Linked DNA regions of Mus musculus: regions 1 and 3 are each linked to region 2. The links are chromatin loops, found by intact Hi-C in ENCODE. Cell type or tissue: heart. All regions are shown on one strand. Each heading gives the region's core, and the rest is flanking DNA. Links, peaks and the distances in the headings are about the cores only.

Evidence for each region. A loop is a pair of places that touch in the nucleus more often than their neighbours do. Peaks named below come from ENCODE experiments on the same cell type or tissue, not always from the same donor. Only the 100,000 strongest peaks of a DNase experiment are listed, where the experiment ranks them.
Region 1: it touches region 2 in a loop (4-fold over the local background); 17 of 42 quality-filtered maps call a loop at or near these places.
Region 3: it touches region 2 in a loop (4-fold over the local background); 2 of 42 quality-filtered maps call a loop at or near these places.

What each region holds. Positions count from the first base shown.
Region 1 is chr7:4,134,296-4,140,963 of GRCm38, forward strand. Ttyh1 (tweety family member 1) reads left to right here. Exons shown (of 14, transcript NM_021324.6): 14 at 1-1,112. Leng8 (leukocyte receptor cluster (LRC) member 8) reads left to right here and starts at 3,185. Exons shown (of 16, transcript NM_001374609.1): 1 at 3,185-3,324; 2 at 4,401-4,493; 3 at 5,124-5,295; 4 at 5,641-5,748. The coding sequence starts at 4,456. It overlaps D030047H15Rik (RIKEN cDNA D030047H15 gene), which reads right to left and starts at 2,631. Exons shown (of 3, transcript NR_033548.1): 1 at 2,266-2,631. In heart, for the core only: no CTCF peak of the experiment used is centred there; a DNase peak (open chromatin) is centred at 2,676; H3K4me3 peaks cover 2,558 bases; H3K27ac peaks cover 1,520 bases.
Region 2 is chr7:3,690,512-3,697,125 of GRCm38, forward strand. It overlaps Mboat7 (membrane bound O-acyltransferase domain containing 7), which reads right to left and starts at 2,475. Exons shown (of 8, transcript NM_029934.4): 1 at 2,230-2,475; 2 at 1,529-1,607; 3 at 1,295-1,424; 4 at 751-877. The coding sequence starts at 1,604. It overlaps Tsen34 (tRNA splicing endonuclease subunit 34), which reads left to right and starts at 3,099. Exons shown (of 5, transcript NM_001164204.1): 1 at 3,099-3,378; 2 at 4,087-4,333; 3 at 4,467-4,716; 4 at 4,841-5,110. The coding sequence starts at 4,091. In heart, for the core only: a CTCF peak has its summit at 2,390; DNase peaks (open chromatin) are centred at 2,630, 3,100, 3,790 and 4,580; H3K4me3 peaks cover 4,195 bases; H3K27ac peaks cover 3,193 bases.
Region 3 is chr7:4,792,783-4,799,450 of GRCm38, forward strand. It overlaps Rpl28 (ribosomal protein L28), which reads left to right and starts at 183. Exons shown (of 5, transcript NM_009081.2): 1 at 183-216; 2 at 539-627; 3 at 721-844; 4 at 1,282-1,400; 5 at 1,636-1,765. The coding sequence starts at 547. The coding sequence ends at 1,725. In heart, for the core only: a CTCF peak has its summit at 3,419 (motif pointing left); no DNase peak of the experiment used is centred there; H3K4me3 peaks cover 1,284 bases; H3K27ac peaks cover 820 bases.

The sequences.
Region 1 (6,668 bases), core at 680-5,679, 440 kb after region 2:
TGGGCTAGGGACACTCCTCCTCTGGTGGTTGAAAGGCAACTCTCCTCTTGTCCAGGCTCAGCACTGCATTGCTTCTATAAGTAACATGTGAATCCTGACAAGGGGGAAGAAGCAGATACCGGAAGAGAATAAGCCTAGCACTAAATCTAAACAGGCGTGCAGCCACAGGAACAGTCAAGCTTCCAGTCCCGTGGAATGTACAAAGCCTGCTGGGTTTAGGAAAGGCGTGGAATCAACTTGCTTCCTAGCAGCTCACACCCAGCACAAGACTCCAGAAAACCAACGCTTGTATCAGAATAGGGACAGAAGTCTTCGAAGAGAAAGTAGAATATTTGCTTGTAGTGCCACCAGGGTGATATGAAGGGGGAAGGTTTAAGGAAGATATTATAAATCCAGGCAGGAAAAGATGAGGCACTCAATAAGTTATCAAGTAAAAACAAACATGGCAGAGTCAAAAGGGAAATTTATTGTCTGGGGAACAATATGTATGTAGTTCTCATTTGTTTAAAAAACAAATAGCATACATGGCAAAGAAAAACGTGGTTAATACATAAACATAATTCAAAAAGCTTCTATTATCTAACAAAAAAGACCTCAATTTAATAATAAGTAACTGAGAAAAACAAAAACCCCAAAACAAATGGATAAAATTGTCTTTTTTGTCTTTGTTGTTGTTGTTTTGGAGACAGGGTTTCTCTGTGAAACAGCCCTGGGCTGTCCTGGAACTCTCTTTGTAGACCAGGCTGGCCTTGAACTCACAGAGAAGAGCCTGCCTCAGCCTCTGCCTCCCTAGTGAGGAGATTAACGGCGTGTGACGGCGTGTATCACCACACCCAACTAAAGTGTTCAAATTCTAATGATTAGCAAACACAATGTGCTACTTTCCCCTTTCGAGTACCTATTTGTTGTGGGATTTAGAGTGGAGTGTGGGCTGGTGCTGGTCTGGAGGCCCAGGGAACAGGTTCTCTAAATATGCTGCCCAGAGACTGTGAATCACCAGCTATGTGAAAATAATAATAAACAAAACAAATAAACAAACATAAATATGCTTACATGTGAGAGGATAAAAACTGCATCTCTTATCCTGGTAATCCTTTGAGGGACCAGCTTCCAGAAAGAAATAAACAAGCAACCCCTGGCTCAGTTAAACGCTGGAGACAAAACTAATCTGCCACAGTGGGACTCTTCCCAAAGACCAGCAGCTCTGTAGGGGAGATGGCAGAGCAGGGTCCTCAAGTGACTACAGAAGCACCAGGGGTATCCCTGGTTCTTGCACAATGCTGGTTTGGATTCCTATGGGTCCTAGTCCTGGCACCTCAGTGTTAATGTAAGCAAGTTATTTGACTCACTGAACCTCTTTTTTTGGTTTTTCAAGACAGGGTTTCTCTGTGTAGCCCTGGCTGTCCTGGAACTCACTCTGTAGACAAGGCTGGCCTCGAACTCAGAAACCCACCTGCCTCTTCCTCCCAAGTGCTGGGATTAAAGGCGTGGGCCACCACTGCCCAGTTTTTTTTTTTTTTTTTTTGTTGTTGTTGTTGTTGTTTTGGTTTGGTTTAGTTTGGTTTGGCTTTTTGTTTTGTTTTTTTGAACCTCAGTTGTGTGGTAAAGCAAATGGGCATCATAAACCCAATAAACAGCTCTTGACAGGATGGGTAAAAAAGCAAGACAAATGCAACATGATGCTCTGGGTTACGCTATGGCGCACCGGAAACATTAGTGAGAAAAAGCGCCCACATCTGCGGCTTAGTTCAGAATATTAGAGCAATGTCAATTTCTTACTTTTAACAAATGAATTTGAGGTGTGGAATCTAGCAATAGGGGAAACTGGGCATAGTGTGCCCAATTCCTGTATTACTTTTGTAATTTCTGTAAACTTAAAATTTATTCTAAAATAAAAGTTCATTATAAAAAAGAGATGGGAAGAAACCTACCAAGCTAACACTAGCAAATGATACAGAGTTATCCAAGTGTTGTTTAATTACCAAAAGTTGCTTGTACAATGTGAGACTGGAAACTGGTCAATTGATGAACAATAATTGATAAGAAGGTAGTCTTATCAATTATTTTAACGGGAGATCCCAAGTTGGGCTGCATAATTCAATCACTCCTACTGTAAACAGTGAGCTTTAAGTGGCGGCCCACACCTTAATCCCATTAAGAGGGAGGCGGGTTTCTGAGTTCCAGGGCCATCCTGATCCTAAAAGATACAGTTCTGCTAGCTGCCACTCCGAGCAGATCTCACCATCCCAACACCCTACAAGGTACCTTTCCAGCGTCACAGTCCAGTGGCTACTCCCATTCCTCAAGCGACGCGTTTCCCGCTTCCTTTGGTTCGCACTCGCTGTTCCCTACGCCAGGTGCGCCTTTCCAATTTTACTCACTAAATAAACCTTCCAAGGGAGGATTCACCTTATCCCATTTCCCTCCACCCGCTTATATATTCATTTATTTTAAATCGTCCTAGCGCAGTGCGCAGCCTCACAACTCCTGTCCCTATGCGTTACATCTGAGAGACTATTGACTGCTGAGTCAAAACTAAGCTGTTGTGAGCGCGCACGAGAGGCTGGGAGGTACTTGTCCCCACGGGGCCACCGTCTAGGGCCAGCTTCCGGCTTGCTGACAAACGCCAACACGCGACTGCGTTCGCGAGACGTGTGGTGGGCGGTTCAAGCCGAGCGGTGACGTCTATTGGCTGTGCGCGACACAGGGCGGGGACAGACGTCCGGGTAACGTCATCACGCCACGGTCAGGACGTTCGAGCCCCAGACTAGAGCCAGCCGGTGACTGAGCGCTGTCTTGGTTGTCTTGAAGCTGCCTTGGACCGCCGGTAACGAGTCCCGGGAGCGAGCGGTCCTAGTGAGTGTGGGTAGTAGTGGGAGGCCTGGCGGGCGAGCACAGGGACGCCTTCGGGCTCCGCGCTCCGCGAGCCCTGGCCTGTTTGGTAAGGCCAACCGACGCCGCGCCCTGCGTCTTTGAAGGGTGTGGCCGCCGGAGCGCCTCTGCGCATGCGCGCCGGGTGTACGCTGGGGGGGGGAGGGGGCGGCTCCCCTACGTGCGCGTGCGCGTCCGCGTCCGCTCTGCTACTGGCCCTGGGAACCCTGCGGTCCCTAGTGCCCTAGACGCACCCCTTGCGGGCTCCATTGACCCGCTGTTACGCTGGCCTTCCTGTTGCCTAGGGCAACCCAGAGAGGCCACCCTCGCAGCGTGGTGCGCAAGCGCGGCCCGGCCGGTGGCTGGTCGCGGGGGACAAGGGAGGTCGCTTGTGTTCAGGGCGGCCTCAACCTCCACCTAGCGTCGTGGACTCCATGCCTGCGGGACAGCCAGGTGCTTCTGAGCTTACAGTCCGTGTTGTTCTCGTCTGTAAATCAGACCCCTTACTCCTAATACCAGTTACGAACACGAGGCTCTCTTTTGTGCATCCCTAGTTAGGACCCCTTGATACCACCCAACGGATTGGGTTTTTTAAAGGCCTTTGAGACCTGTCAGTGCCCCTTAGGCTTCCTATAAGGGTTTCAGTTTCTCCAATAGGCTTCTTTTCTGTAAATCCTGTTGTTTGGACCGCTCCAGCCCTGTTGGCACGGTGCTCAACCCATCCTATTTCTTATGGTACTATCCACCCCACCCCTAATAGTTTAAGAATGTTGTGGGCCTCTGTTATCTGCAGACACCTTACTTGAGTAATTGCCACTTGTTTGCTCCCAAACCAACTCCCACTCCTAGGAACATCCCATACAAGTCTGGAGACTGTAATTGATCTGAGTCTGGTAGGTGCTGCCAGGCAGTGACTTCACAGGAAGGAGTCTCCTGCACCTTCACCTGGCTGCTCAGCGGGATATCCATACTTTACCTTTTTCTTTGAAAACTTTGCTCTATTCTCCAGTGTTCTCCCAGTCTCAATTCCTTCCTCCTCAGAGTATCCCCAAAGGCTTCCCTCTCCCCAAACTTCTTTGTAGCTAGTACTTCAGTCACTGGAGAGCCTTCCTCTTGCTGTAGTAGAAGTATCTTTAGATTTCCTATCCAGGACTGAGGTTTCTGCATCCACCACTTGAGTCAGGTCTCCCTCACAGCCACACTCGTAATGCAAGTCTCAGCTTCTTTGTCTTTCATTTTCATATCCTACAGGCTAGTCTCGGCCTCCAAGGGAGGTGTTTCCTTTCATGCTCAGGTCTCTTCACTCCACACTAGGAACTGATTCTGATTCTTTAAGCTGTTTGTTTTTGAGACAGGACTGTAACTTGTAGCCCAGATGGGTATTGGAACTCCCAAAAGATTGCTGGCATTATGGTCATGAGCCACCACACTTGCTTTCCTTTCCATTCTTTGCCAGTGTTCCCTTCTATGAGATACCCTCTCTTTCTAGCCTATCTTCTCTTGGGGCTAATTGATCTCTTTTCTTATAGACATTTAAAAAGCAGCCTGGCTCCCGAGGTCTATTCCCTACACCCCAAGGTCCAGATGGCGGCCAACGTGGGTGATCAGCGTGCTGCAGACTGGTTAGTAGGGCTAAGGGAACACAGCCCATTGCAAGAGGAACAAGACACAACGGGTCCTTGCACAGCTTGGGGGAAAAATGCTCATTGTGGGGGCTAGGATGGAGGGGCAAGCTTCCCCTTTGAGCTTTCCTTTAATGTATGTGAGCTTATGTGGGTGTGAGTGAGTGTGTGTCACCCATGTTCGTCAAGGTCAGAAGAAGCCTCAGATCCCTTGGAGCTGGAGTTAGAGGTGGCTCTGAGCCATCCGACATGGGTGCTGGGAACAGAGCTTAGTGATATCTGCAAGACTGCTAAATGTTCTTAAGCACTGAGCCACCTCTCCAGCCCCCTCTTAATATCTTTCTGATCCTTCCCTTTTCTTTTTTTAAATTTTTTTTTCATTGTTGGCCATGTCAGAATTCACTGGCTTGTAAAAAACCTGAGTTCTCCTAAAGTCGTAGGTCATGTATAGAATTATGTACATACTGGTTAGCTTTCTGTTTGCTTGGCACATGCTATGTGCCACCTTCAGCTTGGGCTGTGGTGAGTAGGGAGTTTAGCTCTAGAATGCAAGCCTTGGGTTTACTTTTCCCCAACTTTGTCTACCTGTGTATAGATAGGGGAGACCATAACTGTGCTTCGTTGTTGCAGGTCTTCTCAGTACAGCATGGTGACTGGGAACAGCAGAGAAAATGGCATGGAGACTCCTATGCACGAGAACCCAGAGTGGGAGAAGGCCCGCCAGGCCCTGGCCAGCATCAGCAAAGCAGGGGCTACCAGCAGTTCCAAAGCCAGCAGCAGTGGTCCTGTGGCCAGTGCACAAGTGAGAATGGCATGGAGGATTTGGGAACTACAGTGCTGGGCTGGGGCCGTTGCCGAGAGAAGGGTGGGAAGGATGCTGGCTTCCATAGAGGGGAGTGCCATAGGGGGGCTGTAAGCATGTTTTCCTGTTAACTAAATGTAATGAAGGGGGAAAGTTAACTCCTTTGGGTCAACCTGGGCCTGAGTGATCTTAAGGATGATCGTCCCCATCTTTTAAGATGTCTAGTCTTACTGTACAGAGTCTGCACCCTTCTGCAGTTGCTCTGCAGTGAAGGCCTACCCTCTTGGTAGTGTAGTGCCCATGGGCTCCTGTGGCTGGTACTGATGGACACTCCTTTTTCTGCAGTACGTCTCTCAGGCAGAAGCCTCTGCTTTGCAGCAGCAGCAGCAACAATACTACCAGTGGTACCAGCAGTACAACTATGCCTATCCGTATAGCTACTACTACCCCATGGTGAGGACCTGGCTGCAGGGTGGGAGCCTTCTGTCAGGGTGGGCAAATGGTTGGTTGGGGTGAAGACAGACAGCAGCCCCTGACAAAACTGCCAGATTCCTGCTTAGGTCTCATAAGATCTGGCATATCCATTCTGGTCCTTTCCACTGTTGATGCTGACATTTCCACTGCCTCCAGACCCCAGGACATTAGCATGTCCTAGTCCCCTATGCTTTGCTCTCTGCAGCTCACTTCAAGGTTCCTTGCTGCCCAGCGAACACCTTCAAGAGAGCCTCCCATTGCCTTTTAAGTCGTCATCCTGCTTTTCCTTTTCTCTTCCTTGTATTCGTTCATGGTACTTACTGGAGTACATTACCTACTTACCCCATAGCTGTGTGTAGACTTTATTAAAATCTGGGTTTTTGCTTTTCTTTTTGAGTCACGGTTCTCTATATAGCCCAAGTTGACTTTAGGCTTCTCTTCTGCCTCAGTTGCCTGAATGTACACCACCACAACTAGCTTGTCTTTTTTGTTTGTTTGTTTGTGTTGTTGTTGTTTGGGAGGTGTTGTTGATTTTTTAAGACAATGTTTCACTATGTAGTTCTGGTTGGCTTGGAACTCACTGTATAGATCAGGCTTATTCAAAATTCCACAGAAATCTACCTGCCTCTGCCCCATGCCCAAGTCCTGTGATTAAAGGGATGAGCTGTTGCCCCTATCACTTTATCATAGCATTTAAAAGTGTTGGCACTTAGTGTTTCTCACTACCTATTAAGAAGAACTCTGGGTATGATATAAGTGGAATGAAGAGATTTTTGTTTGTGATTACTACTTTTTCTTTCATTCATTCATTCATTTATGAGAATACATGATTACTTCATTGTGTGGTGGAAAAAAGGGCCTGGGGCCCAAAGCCTCTGGAGTTGTACACAGTTCCAAGG
Region 2 (6,614 bases), core at 1-5,000:
AACCAGTTCTCCACCTGGCTGGACTGTCCATGGCTACGTTGCTGGAGCCTAGAACATAGCAAGAGCTCACGACTGTTGTAGTCTGGGCTAGGCACTGAGGACCACTCACTTCTTGCCCTTTTCTTAGGTGATTAAGATTCAGACCCATGGCTAAGAATGTAGTTCATTTGGTCAAGTGCTTGCCTAGTGTGTTGAGGTCCTTGGCTCGAGTCCCCAGAACCATAATAAACCAAGCACAGTGGTGCAAGCCTACAATTCTGGCACTCGGGAGCTGGAGGCAGAATCAAAAGTTCAGTGTCTTCTTTGTTTGAGACCAACATAGGGTGCTACACGAGCCTCTGTTTCAAAAATGAAAAACCAAACCTGCACTTTGTCCCAGCTTTGAGCCCTTGGGCCGGATACCTTCTCTATAGAGTAATTTTCCTCCTTGGAGGACGGTTTGCTACAGACTCAAGAAGAGCATGTTAGCAAAACACACTGGGGAGGAAGATTCTAGGTGTGCCAAATGGCTTGTGATAGAGCACTCAGGTTATCTCCTTATCCTGCAATGAGTGGAGAGGTGAAGACTTGCTCCAGAGGATGTGGGAGGTGAACTCTGTCCCCAGGGAGAAATGAAGTCCCAAGCTTAGGGTTTGTGAAAGATAAAACTCCACAGCCCTCCCCCTACTATGAGAAAGTCTGGGAGGAGAAAGCAAGGAGGCTCCCCAGCTCCCAGGGAGACTAAAAGAAGTAGTGTTCGCCAAGTCTCACCTTCAGTGTCAACAGCAGCTGGACAGCATTGGTGAAGGGCGTGGGAGTGGGCAGGCCCAGCAGGCTGAGGGCTCGGAAGAAGAGGAGATAGGAGAAGGTCCAGGCAAGAGCCAGGGCATGGCAGGAGCTAGGACAGAGGTGGGAAGTCATAATGTTGGGTACAGGGACCTTAGCCTCTGTTTCCTTCTCCTGAGATACCCACCCCCGCCCCTGCCCACATTCAGACAGAGAAGAAGAGGTGAGAAGACTGGTGAGTAACAGAGACAGAAGAGGCACAGCCAGAGATAAGAAAAGAATGACCGGCATTAAGAGAAGCTTCTGGAAGAAGGAAGGCACTTCAGCCAGAGCTCAGCCTGACTGGACTATGGAAGTCAGTCTGCCACATGGATACTGAGGACTGGGGCAAAGACACAAGGTGGGAAGAAAGATGGCCAAGGCATAGCGACACACAGTAAGATTAAAGGAGAAGAAATAGAAGACTCGAAGAGGAAACAGACTGCTGCTTCTCTGCATCCTTCTTCCTTTCTCACCACCTAGTTCTCACCAGGGCTGGGCCTGAATGAGGGCCCAGGTTCCCAAGATGGTGATCAGAGAATGCAAACTGTGGGGGCCACAGGTGAATAAGGTGAGCCCCAGGCCCACAGCTGCTGCCCCCCATCTCTTCAGCCCAGGTCCTGAAAGGAAAAGGTAAAGTATAAGCCTAGAACCTTCGGGAGGGGTGATTCCCCACCCCAGCTCCCTCACCCTAATTTTCCACTAGACAAGGAACCTGACTCACCAGCTTTCTTAAAGAGGAAGCCAACAGGGATGGAGATAAGAAGGACCATTAGATATGTCCATTCTTCGGGTGTCATGGTCTGGGGGAGGAAGGACTCACAGTGAGAACCAGTATTCCAGTCCCTTCCTCTTTTGAAGACAGTAGAATCCCCTTTGAGAACCCAGGCCTCCAGCTCACTCCTCCTTCCAGGACCCAAGAATTAAGCCCCCACCCCACCCCTTTGCCAATGTTGAAATCAAAAGTACTTCTACTTCCATTTATGACCCACACCTTCCGGCCAGAAAAACAATCCTTCACAACACCCCTCTTCTCTGAGAGCCCAGGAATCTGTATCATCCTCACCCTCCTGAGTACATTGGAGCCCTTCTGGGTCCCCAATTTCCTCTGCGTCTTACAGGACCCAGTACTCCCACTCCCGCCCAGCTCGGAGAAGCCCAGCATTTAGCATCCTGTTTTCTAAGCTCTGAGCTCTGGGCTCCTCTTTAACCCGTACCTCGGAGAGAAGGCAATGACCCTGTACGATCTGCAAGCACCTTTCGTAGCCCAGCCCCGCGCAGCGAAGGCCAGCGTGTATCCGATTCTGCCTCGGCAGATCCACAGGCGGTTACGCCACCCAGCCCGGCCACGCTCTGGGCGCTGTCCCCGCACCCCGCCACCCTACGATCTTCGTGACGCCGCCATGCAACCCAACCTGGGCCCACCTGAACCGTCCGTGGGCCAGAAGACTGCGGAGCTCCTTTTCGAGGCCGCCTCGGCTCGCGCCACGCCTCCCCAGCTCAGCACGCCCCCGCACTGCCCGTTCTGGAGGGCGCCGGCAGGGCTGCGCGGTCCAGGCCCCGAGAGCCGCGGCTGTACGAGTTACAGCACCGCAAGAAAGGTACCCAGAACACCAGTCTGCCGCAAGATGCCTGTCGCGATCTTTCTAGGAGGTCCCCGGGCAAAGAGCTGCCAGTACGTGAAGGGGCGGGGTTTCGGGTCAGAGAGGCGGGGCCAAGATCTTCGAGTCCCGTTGAGACTTGAGGAGGAGGGACCTGGAGCTCAGAGACAGACTTTCAGCTTCGGATTCCTTCGGGCACACTCGGTCATTCAAGCCCTCGGCATGGAGTGCCACAGCTTCGGCTTACTTCGGGGATAGCCGAATTCCAAAGTCACGGCTCGGAATTAGATGCGTTTACAAACTCGGCCGGATGTAGGCGGGACCACACACTTCGGCTTGATTCGGAAATAATCGGGTCCAAAAGTCGTTGTGTAGTGTTAGGCGGGCTCAAGAACGCAGAACGAAGTAGGCGGGACCGCATGCTTCGGCTTACTTCGGAGATAGTCGGAATCAGCCGGGGTCCGAGAGTCAAAGAACCACGGGGTGTGGGCGGGATCGCATATTTGGACTTACTTCAGATAGCTGAATGCTTTTTCAGGTCACGGTCAAATGATATTGAGGGCAGCCGTTTTGGCCTAACTTTGGAAATAATCAGTAGACTTAACAGGCTGAGCTAATAGTCTTGAGGGAGGAAGGCGGAGCCACAGAAGACCGGAAAACGGCGAAGGGGCGGGGCCGACATGACTGGTGGATTTGGGGGCGAGGCCAGAGCAATGACCCTCAAGGTCCCATTTGTGCAGACCGGAGTGGCAGTGAGGGCTTTCTTGGCTTTTCCGCTTTGCTGACCTGACGGGATGACGGAGGACGCGCTACGTAGGGCCAGCTCCGCCTTAGCCGAGAGTTGGTGTTGGCTAGGGGTTGACTTATTGCCTCTGCCTGAGGACAGTACGACAGATTGAAAGGGAGCCACGACGCACACTGCACCTCGAGTGCGACTGTGGATTCAATCGTAATTGTGAACTCCTTAAATTGGGTAGGAAGTGGGCGGGGCCACAGCTGGAAGAACGATGGGATCTGGCTAGGGTCGAATGCTGAACCTTTTGCAACTTAGAGGGGGTGGCTGATTCTACTGAGCCGAGATCTCCCGCATGCGTTCGGGAATAGAGTCGAGATCTTCCGAAGGCTGAAACGCTTGCGTTCGGGTAGGCAGGACTCCCGATTGAGCCGAATTTAGGATGCTGGAACATCGAACAGCTGGCGCAAGACAGGACTGGGTTTCTTTTAAAGTCCGACTCAGAATAGGCGGGAAAGGCGAATCTGGGCACTTCGAAAGGGGAGGGGCTGGGCTCCAAGTATTTAGAAGAGGGTGTGGCTTGAGCAAACCACCCTACATTGAGGTTCTGAGATTTGACGGACGCATAAGAAGACACCCACTTTGCAAAAAGGGCGGTGCACCACTATGGCGGGAGGTCTCTCTGAGGGGACGAGAGATGGTGGTACGCTTTGGCAGAGAAGATGGTCACCTGGAGCTGAGGGGGAGCGGAACGGTGGGACCTGGGTGAGGGGCGTGGTCTTAACTGGTCCCTGGGTAGATCTTGGCTGGGGGGCGGGGGGGGGCAGGTGGCAACCCCAGCCCCGCCCCTTGGGGGGTGAGGGGCGGGGTCTTGCGCTGAGGGCGTGGAAGACTTCAGTCGGGTCGGTGGGGCTGTTTGGGTGACCGCGACGCACCCCCACTCCGCAGGAAGATGCTGGTGGTGGAGGTCGCAAATGGCCGCTCGCTGGTGTGGGGAGCCGAGGCCGTGCAGGCGCTGCGGGAGCGTCTGGGAGTCGGGGGACGCACGGTGGGCGCCCTGCCCCGCGGGCCCCGCCAGAACTCGCGCCTGGGCCTTCCGCTTCTGCTGCTGCCTGAAGAAGCCCGGCTCCTGGCCGAGATAGGCGCGGTGACCCTAGTCAGCGCCCCGCGCCCGGACCCCCGCAACCATGGCTTGGTAAGAAACGAAAGGCCCTGATAGTGGGAAGGCCTGGGAGGGCCTGTTGGAAGGTTGTAAACTGGTCAGAATTCCTGTCTTCCTAAGGGACTGCAGGATGTGTCTTGGGGTTCCAGTTAAGTTTACTTCTCAGGCCCTAGCATCGTTCAAACGCCAGCAAGAGCAGAGTTTCCAGGATCAGAACACTTTGGCAGCCGAGGCCCGGGAGACCCGGCGTCAGGAGCTTCTAGAGAAGATCGTAGAGGGCCAGGCTGCCAAGAAGCAGAAGCTGGAACAGGATTCAGGGGCAGATGAAGGAGGCCAAGAAGCCGGTGGAAGTGAGGCTACCCAAGGGAGTGAGACCAGTGATGATGGCCAGCCTTCTGCGGAGCAGGAGGGAGCAGGTGAGATTTTAGGATTTAGAGTTAAAATTTGGGGCAGGAGGGAGGGAAACTTTGGAGAATTTTAGTTGGATTTTTCTGGCGCTAAGGAGACCTTGTGGACTCAGTAAATTCTTTTTGCTCCCAGCCCCATCCCTAGATTCTTCATCTCCCCAACCAGGACCTTCAAATGGGGTGACTCCCTTGCCCAGATCAGCCCTGCTTATCCAGCTGGCCACTGCCAGGCCTCGGCCTGTAAAAGCTAAGCCTCTGGACTGGCGTGTGCAGTCCAAAGACTGGCCCCATGCTGGCCGTCCTGCCCACGAGCTGCGCTACAGCATCTACCGAGACCTGTGGGAGAGAGGTTTCTTCCTCAGCGCAGCAGGGAAGTTTGGTGGTGACTTCCTGGTCTATCCTGGTGAGTTTGGGGGGACTCTGGTGGCTGTACCTTTTCTAATGGTCTTTATTTGTTGTGCATTTTCTTTTTTTTGTCCCATTTCTTCTCCCAGGGGACCTAAAACAGGACAACAAATATGCCAGAATTCTCTTGAACTCATGGAGGGTAGTCTTGTCAAACACAGGTTCTCTTCCCGGAGCCAAAATTAGCTTGGAATTTGCTATACCTCACAGGTTAGCCTTGGAATTCGAGGTCTTCCTTCCTCTACCTCCCGAGTGCTGGAATTGCAGGCATGAGTCACAACACCTGGCTTAATGTAGGAACTTTTCATAAATACTGTCTGTGATCTAGAAATTGATTTAGAAATCCTTACTTACATGCACAAAACATATGAGCGCATTCACTGCAGGATTCTTTATAGAATTGAAAGATTAAAAGTAGGGAAGTTACTGATGATAAGTTAGGAAGAAAACATAGTAATTAAGCTGGAAGAAATGGTGTATGCCTTTAGTCCCAGCCAAGCTGCATAGTGAGACAGCCTCAAAACAAAAGCCAGAAAAACAACAACAACAACAACAACAACAACAACAAACCAGTTGTGGCCAGGCAGTGGTGGCTCATACCTTTAATCCCAGCACTCAGGAGACAGAAGCAGTCACAACTCTGTGAGTTTGAGGCCAGCATGATGTCCAGGACAGTCAAATCTACACAGAGAAACCCTATCACAAAACATCAAATCAAACAAACCAAAACAAAAAAACAGCTGTCTGCGAAACAGTATTAGTTATCAAAGAATTAATGTATGGGATTAGAGTTGGGCATTGTGCATGCCTCTAATCTCAGCTCTAGATAAGTGGAGACATCTCCAGTTGAGGCTAGCTTTGTCTACATGGCACCTTGTCTTAACAAAGAAAAGAAAAAGACAGCCACATGTGATGGCCATATTTGTAATCCTAGCACTTGAGAGTCTGAGACAGAAGGATTGCTACAAGTTTGAGAGCTGCATAAGCAACATAGTGAGTTCAGGCCAGCCAGGGCTGGGAATCAAGACTGTCTGGGGGAAAAAAAGGAAATAAAGTAGTAGGGTCATCTATATGAAAAGTATAATTAAAAATGGAAAAAAATCCCAGCACTTGGGAGGCAGAGGCAGGCAGATTTCTGAGTTCGAGGCCAGCCTGGTCTACAAAGTGAGTTCCAGGACAGCCAGGGCTACACAGAGAAACCCTGTCTCGAAAAACAAAACAAAACAAAACAAAAAAAGAGGAAAACAATGACTGGTAGTTGAAAATGTATGGAGATTATATTTTGATATGGATATGCAGATGCATACACGCAATTTAAGTACCCTCGAACATCGAAGTTCCAGTTAGGTCTGAGTATGCTGATGTGTGCCTGTATCCCCAGCTACTTGGGAAACTGAAGCAGAATTTCTTGGATGTGAGAGTTAAAAACCAATCTATGAAACACAGGTGATATTTCCTGTTTTCAGACAAAGCCATTGCAGCTTAAAATGACTAGTTGAAAT
Region 3 (6,668 bases), core at 758-5,757, 1.1 Mb after region 2:
GGTACGCACCGCGAGAACTCGCCGGGACCTTCAGACGAAGAGCTCCGAAGGTTCCCGAGTCAAAAAGACTCGGAGGCGGAACCCAAGGCCCAGAGGAAGCTGGGTAGCCGAGTTCAGGCGCGCCACGGGAGGAAGCGGAAATGCGTTGCCATTTTAAAGGTGTCGTCCCGCCTCTCGTGTCTCTCTTTCCGTCTCCGGCCGCCATAGGGAGAGGAGGTGAGTGTGAGGCCTCTGTCCGTCCCGCGTGGCCGCCATCTCGCTCCCACGGCCTCGGTCTCCTGCCTGGGCTTTCTCTCCTTGTACCCAAGCACCATTCGCTGCCCTCATTCCCCACCGGAAGTGGGGCCTCAGCGTCCCTTCCCCCTTCTAAGTCTCCGCGGTGTTAGCTCGGCCTGCCTCCTTTGCTCACCCTTTCCTCGGCCGTGTAAAGCTCTTGCTCGCTTTTTCCCAACGGTGCTGCCGCTTACCCAGCCGCCTGTCCACGGCCTGCTTCTTTCTGACATCTTTCACACCCCCCCCCCCCCCGGCTTCTCCCCAGCCGCCGCCATGTCCGCGCATCTGCAGTGGATGGTCGTCCGGAACTGCTCCAGTTTCTTGATCAAGAGGAATAAGCAGACGTACAGCACGGTGAGTCGGGCCCGCGTGTGAGGGGCACTGTGGCTCTTTTGCGTATCGGAGCCTCCGGGCCTTAACTTAACATCGTGTACACCTATTCCCCAGGAGCCAAATAATCTGAAAGCCCGAAACTCCTTCCGCTACAACGGGCTAATTCACCGCAAGACCGTCGGAGTGGAGCCGGCCGCCGATGGCAAAGGGGTCGTGGTAGTTATGAAACGCAGATCCGGTGAGCCTTTGCACACGATAGCGCTCCCTTTTTCCAGGGTCCAGAACTGCCCTTCCTCTGACTTCCCGGCTGTGTAAGGTGATCTTTAAATTAAGAAGTGTAGAGAGAAACTTAAGTACAGTTTCTCTATGTAGACCTCAATGTCCTGGAACTCTACATCAGGTTGGTCTAGAACTCAGAGATCCACCTGCCTCTGCTTCCTGAGTGCTTGGATTAAGTGCATGCGCTATGTCCCTCCTGTATCTGGGAGGTTCCTAAAGAGGGATGGGATTTTCCCGGGCTTTAAGACTTACCTGTGACAGTCACCTAAGGGATGTACTGAATGGGCTGGAGGGAAGATGGGGTGAGCATGGTCTTCAGAGAGGCTCTGTGTTCCATCAGGCAGATGCTCTGAAGGGCTCATGCAGATGGACTGATTCCTAGGCTTTCCTTACCAGGTCAGCGAAAACCTGCCACTTCTTATGTGAGGACCACCATCAACAAGAATGCTCGGGCTACCCTCAGCAGCATCAGACACATGATCCGAAAGAACAAGTACCGCCCTGATCTGCGTATGGTGAGTAATGGATGGGTACTTAAGGCAGGGGGGCAGCTGGTACTAAACCTGAGGGGCTGCATGCAGGCCTGGGTGCTTGGCTCTGCCTAGCTGGAGCTAGACTCGGGACTTTTGATCACTCACACACACACACACACACACACACACCCTGCCTCCCCGGAGTCCTAGGAAACAAGCAGCAGTAAATGGGAGTGTCTTTTGAGTTTGTGAGCTAAGTTCCTTGTCCTGTCCTCAGGCGGCCATCCGCAGGGCCAGTGCCATCCTTCGAAGCCAGAAGCCTGTGGTGGTGAAGAGGAAACGGACCCGCCCCACCAAGAGCTCCTGAGCCCCACACGCCCGAAGCAATAAAGAGTCCACTGACTTCCATTAGGCCTCCAAAATGTTTTGTGCTCATTGAGCTGTGGCTCTGCGCTGTCTTTAGTTGTGCTATCAAAGCTATTAGAACTTGTTCATCTGGAGTGAGGGTTGTTGGGGATAGAAGCTGTTCAGGGCCATCTGGGTACCAACAGGAGTGAGAGCGGCTTGTGCAGGACATTCAGTTGATTCCTGTGGAAACAGGAGTGAGGGTAAATGACTTCAGGGTTCTTAGCTGCTGACACTGTCAGATATCCTGAGCTTGAGGCTGTCTCACCAGGTCTTAGTCCACTGACCCAGATAAGGCCCCCACCCTTCAGTTGACAAGCCTCCTTATAAGAAGGAAATGGGAGGTTCAATACCCGGTTTCAGAGTGAAGTCTTCAGTTATCAGATGCTCTGATGTGTGAAACAGTGATACTCCTGAAGGAAACATTCTGGTGGGTGTCAGCTGGGACTTTGTGCTGCTGCAGTAGAATTTCAGTGTGAATTGCTGACCTTAGAAAATGTCAACAAAGTCTAGTGTTTACCAAATGCATGTCCTTTATATTTGTAATCTCAGCATTCTGGTAGGCTGAAGCAGGTGACTAAGGCCAGCCTTGTTTATAAAGCAACTCCGAGAATACCCAGGGCTATAGAGACGACCACATCTCAGAAATCAGCCATTGTAAGTCTATCTGGGTGGGTGGGTAAGTAAAGTGAGTATACAGGTGTACTGAGGGACTCAGTGGCCATTTCTTGCCCCTTCCAGCCAGTACTAGCATTTCCTGGAAAACTTGAGGCTCACATGCAAAATAGTACCCATACCATTTTTGCTGGATTTTTGTCGCTGCTACACAACTCAGGCCAAAGTGCTGCCTGGGCTTTGGTCCCAACTGGATCATTGTCCATTCCAGTCCGACTTGAACTATTTTCTTTTCTTTTTTTTTTTTTTTTTTAAGATTTTATTATATGTAAGTACTCTGTACCTGTCTTCAGACACACCAAAGGAGGGCATCAGATCTCATTATGGATGGCTATGAGCCATCATGTGGTTGCTGGGATTTGAACTCAGGACCTTCGAAAGAGCAGTCATTGCTCTTAACTGTTGCCATTTCCAGCCCCTTGAACTATTTTTTTTTTTAAAGATTTATTTATTATATGTAAGTACACTGTAGCTGTCCTCAGATACTCCAGAAGAGGGGATCAGATTTCGTTATGGATGGTTATGAGCCACCATGTGGTTGCTGGGATTTGAACTCACAACCTTCGGAAGAGCAGTCGACGCTCTTAACCACTGAGCCATCTTGCCAGCCCCCCCTTGAACTATTTTTAACCCAAGTTTAACTCATGGCACCTCTCTCCCCACTGATAGACCCTGGCTCAGCTCACTGAAGTGAACTGAGACCCTTATGTTTTGAGATGCTGGTGAGCATAGCGTTCTTGGCAGCAGTCCACCCTGTTGACCTATCGACGGGAAAATATTTTTTTTAACTTATACTCATTTTTATTGGGGTGTAAATAAGGTGAATTCACCCTCTTTGAAAAAGCATGTGTAGGGGCTAGAGGGAAGGCTCAGCAGTTAAGCACTGGCTGCTCTTCCAGAGAGTTCTGACCTCATTTCTCAGTATTCAGCTTTGGATCACACCATCTATAATGGGATCTGATGCCCTCTTCTGGCACACAGGTGTACATGCAGACTTAGGACTCAAATGAATGTAAAAAAGCCAATGTGGTACATGCAGGAGGTCAGAGGAGGATGGTGTCCTGATTGTTCCTTTTAAGACAGTCCCATTGAATTGGATTTAGGCTCGGAAGTCAGCAACCCCCAGCTTGTCTCTGCCCACCTTTGTGCTGGGAGTACAGTACAGCTGTGTGGCAGCATCTGGCTCTGTTGTCCATGAATCAGTTTGCACATGGGGAGGTCAGAGGACAATACATGGTTTTATTCCTATACTTTTAGGTGGATTCTGGAGGTCAAACTCAGGTTGCCAGCCTTGAGGGCAAGCTCCTTTTACTAAGCTTTTTTTTGTTTTTCGAGACAGGGTTTCTCTGTGTAGCCCTGACTGTCCTGGAACTCACTTTGTGGACCAGGCTGGCCTCCAACTCAGAAATCCACCTGCCTCTACCTCCCAAGTGCTGGGATTAAAGGTGTGTGCCACCACGCCCTGCTTTCACTAAACTATCTTGTTAGTCCATGACTAGCTTTGTAAACAATTTTTTGTTTTCTCAGTGTAACTCTGCCTGTCCTGGAACTGGCTCTTGTGCTGGGATTTAAGGCATATGCTGCCACTATTGAGCTTAATTTTTATCGATTTTAATGAGACAGGTTCAGTGTCTGTTGCCCTGGCTGTCCTGAAACTCACTATGCAGACCAGGCTGGCCTGGAACTCGGATCCTCCTGTCTCCTGGGATTAAAGGCGTATGCTGATCCCGATCTCCGCTATGACTGGCTTTCTCCTGTGGGTGCTGAGGATTTGAACCCTGCTGTCCCTTCCCTCACTGGCCTGCATAGCAGTGTAGTATAACAGGCTGCCTCTGTTGGGAATACAGTTTGCACCATCACATAAAAATCAGTCTTTTTCCAGGACAGCCAGGGCTATACAGAGAAACCCTGTCTCGAAAAACCGGAAAGAAAAAATGAGTCTTTTCCACCAGGTTTAATGTCCTGTAGGTTACTTGGCGTGCCTCCCTGTGTTTCCTTGCATGGCTGAGCAGGCTCAGCTGTAAGTCTTTGGGAATGGAGGTAGGTTTTTGTGCAACTAGAATTGGTCAGGAGGCCCACTTGCATTTCCTTGTTGATCTGTTTACTAATTAGTTCAACCACAGCCTGCACACTTAGAATGCTCATGAGCACTTGGAGGGATGGCTTAGTAAAGACCACTTGCTCCTGCAAAGGACCCAGTTTCTTTCCCAAGAACCCATGTCAGGCTTCTGTAACTCCAGAGAATCATTGCCATTGGGCTCCACAGGCACTTCTGTTCACATGCACATTCTCACAGATACACAAATATGTATGTACGTTTGTGTGTGTTTCATATATATGAAACATGAGGGAACCAACCTTGTAACTTCTGCACTGCATCCAAAGAGGTGCTCGGTAAATGCTTGTCACGGAACGAGCAAGAGACAGATCCTCTTCAATAGCGTTTCTTCCAGTTTCTATTAACTTCACCACTGACCCCGATGGAATCCCATAGGAAATAGTTCCCAGCATCTGTGTATAATACATCAAAATACCAGAGTTGCTTAGGGTTGGGAGCCGGTTGGTAGGCAGAGAGCACACACACAAAGGAGTTTCCCTCCCCAGAAGTCAAATTGATAGTGATAATCATTAATCAGGCAGATGGATAACATTTACCAGCAGGACAATCCAAGGCCTCAGATCTCTCCAGGACAAGTCTTTTTGGCATGAGCAGTGTTTGAGCCAGCTCAGCTGAGTTAATCTGTACTGTACAGCCTATCCCCAGTCCTTGCCTTACCTATACTGAGCATATACAGAGATCCAACTGTAGGAATGCAATCTATAAACAAAATTGTTTTTAAATTGTGTCTCAGACTAGTATGGGCTGAGTGTACCTAGCAACTTTCACAATTTTTCTGTACATGCAAAACTGTCCTAAAGCCGGGCGTGGTGCTGCACGCCTTTAATCCCAGCACTTTGGAGGCAGAGGCAGGCAGATTTCTGAGTTGGAGGCCAGCCTGGTCTACAGAGTGAGTTCCAGGACAGCCAGGGCTACACAAAGAAACCCTGTCTCGAAAAACCAAGAAAAAACCAAACAACCCAAGTCATCCTGTTCTTGAGCCATCTCCTCAACCCGCATGTTTAAACGTTGTGCATTCATACAGACTTTCCTCCCAAAATAAGATTAAGGAACTGGGTGCCCAAGAGATAGGATGAGAATGAATTATTCCAATGCAGAACTACAGCAATTTGTTTGTTTTTAAGATAGGATTTCTCTGTGTAGTCTCAGGTGACCCAGGACTTATAACAGCAATCTTTCAAACTTAAAATATTTGGGCTGGCAAGATGGCTCAGGAAATAAGTAAGGGAGCTTGGCTCCAAGCCTGAGGACCTGAATTCTATCCCTGGAAAGCATATGTAGGAGAGAAGCAACTCCTGCAGGCTATTCTCCAACCTCTGCATGCACATTGCTTCACATGCCCACACATGCTCACAAAAACAGTACATGTGAAAATTGTGCGTTTGATGTGTGTATGGATCCTGGCAAGAGAGGAGTCATGGACCAAGAGAGCAAAGTGGCTTGTATCCAAAATGGTACTTACATAGAGATGACAGGCTGGAGGAGAGGTAGGGGTGGGTGAGACATCTTCTGGATCTCTTTGCGACCTAACAACAGTGTGAGTACTTAAGCACATTTATAAGGCTTGTGGGGATCTGAACTGAGATCCTCACCCTTGTGTGGCAAGTACACTATCCTGTGAACTCTCTCCCCAGGCTAAGGTATTTTAAAAGATTTACTTTTACATATATGAGGGTTTTGCCTATATTCATGTGTACCACGTAATGTGCTTGGTACCTGTGGAGGTCAAAGGGTTCAGATCCGCTGGAACCAGAGTTAGCAGACTGCTATGAGCTACCATGTGCGTACTGGGAATTGAACTCAAGTCCTCTTCACCACGGAGCCATCATTCCAGCTCCCCCTCCTCCACCACCACCTTTTTGCATTAAAAATAGAATGAGAGACATGGTTTGGTGGCACATGCATTTAATCACATGAGATGAAGCAACTTAATCTCCGAGTTGGAGGCCTGATCTACATAATGTATTCCAGGCCAGCCAGGGCTACATAGTGAGACCCTGTCTTAAAATGGAGGTTGGGGAGCATGGCTAGATAGTTCATCTATCTAGTAGTAGGGGCTTTTGCTCTCCATGACAACCTGAGTTCAATCCATGGAGCCCACGTGATTAAAG